Regions from separate parts of the Homo sapiens genome. Here region 2 is linked to region 1. A link is a contact called in ENCODE Hi-C or POLR2A ChIA-PET data. All regions are on one chromosome and are shown on one strand. The core of a region is the stretch at or near the end of the contact, and the rest is flanking DNA. Distances in the headings are between cores, read along the strand shown. Region 1 holds the start of COX8A (cytochrome c oxidase subunit 8A). Region 2 holds the start of GANAB (glucosidase II alpha subunit).

Region 1 (2,576 bases), core at 21-2,520:
AGCTGGTCTGGGCCGGGCATGGTGGCTCACACCTGTAATCCCAGCAATTTGGGAGGCCAAGGCGGGCGGATCACAAGGTCAGGAGTTAGAGACCAGCCTGACCAACATGGTGAAACCCCGTCTCTACTAAAAATACAAAAAATTAGCCGGGAGTGGTGGCGGGCGCCTGTGATCCCAGCTACTCGGGAGACTGAGGCAGGAGAATGGCTTGGCTTAAACCTGGGAGGCGGAGGTTGCAGTAAGCCGAGATCGCACCACTGCACTCCAGCCTGGGTGACAGAGCAAGACTCCGTCTCAAAAAAACAAACAACAAACAAAAAAAGCAAAGCCTGTATGTTAAGACCCAGGATCCTTGCATGGGCCAGTAACTCCAAAACGATACCTATCCTTCCTTGCCTGAAAACCCCCTCCCAGGCCGGGCGCAGTGGCTCACGCCTGTAATCCCAGCACTTTGGGAGGTTGAGGCAGGCGGATCACGAGGTCAAGAGATCGAGACCATCCTGGCCAACATGGTGAAACCCCGTCTCTACTAAAAATACAAAATTTAGTTGGGCATGGTGGCACGCGCCTGTAGTCCCAGCTATTCGGGAGGCTGAGGCAGGAGAATCGCTTGAACCCGGGAGTCGGAGGCTGCAGTGAGCCGAGATCGCGCCACTGCACTCCAGCCTGGCGACAGAGCGAGAACCCGTCTCAAAATAAATAAGTAAAATAAAATAAAATAAAATAAATAGCAGTAACAACCATTTTCGTCGCTGACAGCGTCAGGCATCCCCCAGTGAACCAACGAGAAAATGGGCTCAGAGCGGCTAAAGAAGTCGGCAGGAGGCGGCGCAGCGAGGAGGCGACAGGAGAGGGAGGGCCTGACAGGACCAGACCCGAGATCCTGGGGCTGTGGGGAAAGACCTAACGCCGACAGCCCCGACTGTCGCCCGGGCACTGTCCCCGTCGTTCGCGCCCTCCAGACATGCCCAAACCGGCACTGCTGCTCCCCGCTACGCTGCGGGGCGCGAGGCATTCTCAGGACCACCTGAGGTCAGCTAGGCAGAAGGGGTCAGCCCACGGCGCCTCCCGCGCTCTTCCAGGCCCGTTCCTCACCATGATCCCAAGCTTCCCCTCCGGCGGCAACGAATGGATCTTGGCGCGCGGCACTGGGAGCCGCCGGGCCGAGCCTGTCAAGCCCCGCAGCAGCAGCGGCGTCAGGACGGACATGATGGCACGGAGTACACCACAAAAAACGGTCAGCCGTAGCCCAAGGTCAGGAAGCCAAAATGGCTGCGCTGGCCGGAAGTTCTGGAGCTGGGGAAGCAGGGAAACTGCGGCGCGGAAGTCTCTCGGAAATGACGCAAGAACACACCTCCCACAGCCCTTGGCAGTTTTTGGCGCGTTCCTCGAAACAGCCAATTGACACCTTCCTACGCTATGGGCGGAGCACAAAAGGGCTCTTCTTCGAGTTATGTTCCGCCTCCAAGGCTTATACTTGTGAATGACATCTGGGGCCACCCAATCATGTACGCGAGAAGCCTAAACTGTTCTTGACTCCTCCCTTCATTCATACTGTTAAATCTCTCTCTATTCAGGCTGGGCGTGGTGGCTCACGCCCGTAATCTCAGAACTTTTGGGAGGCCGTCTGTACTAAAAAAAAAAAAGTACGGGCTGGGCGCGTTGGCTCACGCCTCTAATCCCAGCACTTTGGGAGGCCGGGGCGGGTAGATCATCTGAGGTCAGGAGTTTGACACCAGTCTTGCCAGCATGGTGAAACCCCATCTCTACGAAAAATACAAAAATTGGCCGGGCGCAGTGGCTCACGCATGTAATCCCAACACTTTGGGAGGCCGGGGCCGGTAGATCATCTGAGGTCAGGAGTTTGAGACCAGTCTTGCCAGCATGGTGAAACCCCATCTCTACGAAAAATACAAAAATTGGCCGGGCGCAGTGGCTCACGCTTGTAATCCCAACATTTTGGGAGGCCGAGGCGGGTGGATCACCTGAGGTCAACAGTTCGAGACCAGACTGGCCAACATGGTGAAACCCCGTCTCTACTAAAAATACAAAAATTAGCTGGGCATGGTGGTGGGCGCCTGTAATTCCAGCTACTCGGGAGGCTGAGTCAGGAGAATTGCTGAACCCAGGAGACGGAAGTTGCAGTGAGCCGAGATTGAGCCATTGCAGTCCAGACTGGGCCACAAGAGCGAAACTCCATCTCAAAAATAAAAAACAACAATAAAAAAAGTTCGAAAGCAGCCTGGCCAACATGGTGAGACTCCATCTCGACTAAGAATACAAAAAATAGCCAGGCATGGTGGTAGATGCCTGTAATCTCAGCTACTAGGGAGGCTGAGGCAGGAGAACTGCTTGAACCCGGTAGGCAGAGGTTGCAGTGAGCTGAGATCACGCCACTGCACTCCAGCCTGGGCGACACAGCAAGACTCCGTCTCAAAAAAAAAAAAAAAAAAAAATCTCTCTATTGAGAGTCCCCTCCTCTCCACCAGGCCTCCGTCGTTTTTGTTGAGAATTCCTGACACTGACCTAGTAACCAAACCTCCCTCAATTACTATTACACTCTTCAATTCCAGTTA
Region 2 (2,576 bases), core at 37-2,536, 1.3 Mb after region 1:
CTGTTGGACACTAACCGGAGGCACACTGCAGCTGTGCCAGGTCCTGGAGGGATTTGGTCAGTTTTCCATGCTGGAGTCATCGGCCGTGGCTTAAAGCCACCCAAGTTTGTCCAGTCACGAAATCAGCAGGAAGTGATCTATAACACCCAGAGCCTCCTCAGCCTCCTGGTTCACTGCTGCAGTGCCCCAGGGGGCACTGAATGTGGGGAATGCTGGGGGGCACCCATCTTGAGTCCAGAGGCAGCCAAAGCAGTGGCAGTGACCTTGGTGGAGAGTGTGTGTCCCGATGCAGCTGGTGCAGAGCTGGCCTGGCCCCCCGAGGAACACGCCCGGGCCACCGTGGAGCGGGATCTCCGCATTGGCCGGCGCTTCCGCGAACAGCCCCTGCTCTTTGAGCTGTTAAAGCTGGTAGCAGCTGCACCCCCAGCCCTGTGCTACTGTTCCGTGCTGCTTCGGGGGCTGCTGGCCGCCCTCTTGGGCCATTGGGAAGCCTCTCGCCACCCTGACACGACCCACTCCCCCTGGCACCTGGAGGCATCCTGCACCTTAGTGGCTGTCATGGCTGAGGGAAGCCTCCTGCCTCCGGCCCTGGGTAATATGCATGAAGTATTTAGCCAACTGGCACCTTTCGAGGTGCGTCTGCTGCTGCTCAGTGTCTGGGGTTTTCTCCGGGAGCATGGGCCCTTGCCTCAGAAGTTCATCTTCCAATCAGAGCGGGGTCGCTTCATTCGGGACTTCTCCAGGGAGGGTGGAGGTGAGGGTGGACCCCATCTGGCTGTGCTGCACAGTGTCCTCCACCGCAACATCGACCGCCTAGGTCTTTTCTCTGGCCGTTTCCAGGCACCTTCACCGTCCACTCTCCTTCGACAGGGGACGTAGCCTTTTCTTGCTCTGGAAGCCCAGGGAGGTTGAGCAGTGAGAGAGGGAAGGGACTAACGTGCTCCGGAAGGGTGGAGGTTTCTCTTCTAAGTCCTTGGTCTAAAGAGCGCTGTCACTTTTTTCTCTCCCACTTTTTTTTTTCTAAATAAAATTTGCCAACTTGAGAAAACCAGTCCAGTGCTTCTGTCATGCTGAGAGCGTGCAAAGTCTGACAGCGCCTGGCTCTGGACGTTCCCGCCCCTGGCCTGAAGCCCCGCCCCCTGCGATAATTTGGAGTGCGCACTCTACCAATGAGACAGCTGCCCGGCGGCGCTCAGGTCGAACCAATCATAAGGCCGGAAGGGGCGGGAACTAGGATACGTGGCTGAGCGCGCGCGATGGGGCGGGAGGTTTGGGGTCAAGGAGCAAACTCTGCACAAGATGGCGGCGGTAGCGGCAGTGGCGGCGCGTAGGAGGCGGTGAGGAGCCCGGAATCTGGGGGCGCGCCCGGGACGCCCCCAGATCCCCCAAGTCCCATTCCACTCCTTCCTGTGTGTCTCTTGACACTCTGCCACCCCCGGCCTCGTGAGGAACCTTTGTTCCTCTGGAGGCGGCCTCAGACGCCTCCGGTCTCCCCGTGGTAGATCCGAGCGACGCTGGGGGCCTTGCCTGTGGGGCTCCGGGCTCCCGCCCGGCGGTTTAGTAAAGCCACAGCTGTGCGTCTTTCTTGGTCTTGGCCGCTCTCAGCCGCCGCCCTCCTTTGGCTGCTTGCGGCGGTCAACGTCGCCGCCCCCTTCCTGCAGTGCGCGGGGTCGTCGGGGCGGGGGAAAAGATGCGGCCTGGCCTCGGGGAATGCAGCCTGCGGCCCCGCGGCCCCTCGGCTGAGCTGGAAGCACCGGGCCAGCAGTTAAGCCTGTACTACCCTTCTGGCTCTACCCTGTAGAGCTCCGAATCCTCCTCTGCCCTTGTCTTCACGTGAGCACCAGCTCTGGCTTAGTTCAGTGTCCACGGTCGCTGGGCACGGCCCAGGGTCCAGTAAGCTCACGGCGTGGATGGTGTTGCTCAAACACAACATGTAATCGAATGGCTTGGTCCACGCTCTCGGGTTTATATTACTGGGGAAAAAAAAAGATTCGAAACATATCACCAGTGCCACAAATGTTTACTAGGACCTAACGGATATACTGGGGTGGGGTAGGCGTGTACTCTCCAAAGCGATGAAGAAAGCGTGGATCATAAACTCAGTTCCCTCGGAGCCTGTGATCTGAAACAATAAATGCGTGCAACTTGCCCTGCAGCTTATTCCTGACTTTGGCCTATGAACACCTCTCTTGGGGTGGTCAAGGCCGCCGTGAATTCCTTAGGGCCCTCCAACAGGTCATATCTGAAAGATGCTTTAGGAATCCTATCTCCATTGGCATCTTTCCGAACCAATTTTACAGACTGTGCAAATAGGGCCCCAGAGGGTATTTAACTCACTGTACGTCTTTTTTTTTTTTTTTTGAGAGACAGAGTCTCGCTCTGTTGCCCAGGCTGGAGTGCAGTGGCGAGATCTCGGCTCACTGCAAGCTCCGCCTCCTGGGTTCACGCCATTCTCCTGCCTCAGCCTCCCGAGTAGCTGGGACTACAGGCACCCGCCACCACGCCTGGCTATTTTTTTGTATTTTTAGTAGAGACGGGGTTTCACTATGTTGGTGAGGATGATCTCGATCTCTTGA

What was found. A loop is a pair of places that touch in the nucleus more often than their neighbours do. ChIA-PET counts read pairs that join two places held with the same protein, here RNA polymerase II (POLR2A). Pooled maps may share reads with other maps.
Region 2: a loop to region 1 is called in a pooled map, with 4 times the contacts of the local background. The contact joins the promoter of GANAB here to the promoter of COX8A in region 1. A Hi-C loop is called at or near these places in 4 of 50 pooled maps. POLR2A ChIA-PET finds 5 or more read pairs at or near these places in 2 of 52 experiments (H1 and activated naive CD4-positive, alpha-beta T cell).

Annotation. Positions count from the first base shown.
Region 1 is chr11:63,973,314-63,975,889 of GRCh38, reverse strand. COX8A (cytochrome c oxidase subunit 8A) reads right to left here and starts at 1,270. Exons shown (of 2, transcript NM_004074.3): 1 at 1,096-1,270. The coding sequence starts at 1,209. RefSeq lists an enhancer at 917-1,356.
Region 2 is chr11:62,645,323-62,647,898 of GRCh38, reverse strand. It overlaps GANAB (glucosidase II alpha subunit), which reads left to right and starts at 1,286. Exons shown (of 24, transcript NM_198334.3): 1 at 1,286-1,337. The coding sequence starts at 1,300. INTS5 (integrator complex subunit 5) reads left to right here. Exons shown (of 2, transcript NM_030628.2): 2 at 1-1,051. The coding sequence ends at 879. RefSeq lists a silencer at 1,115-1,194 and enhancers at 1,805-1,964, 2,280-2,576.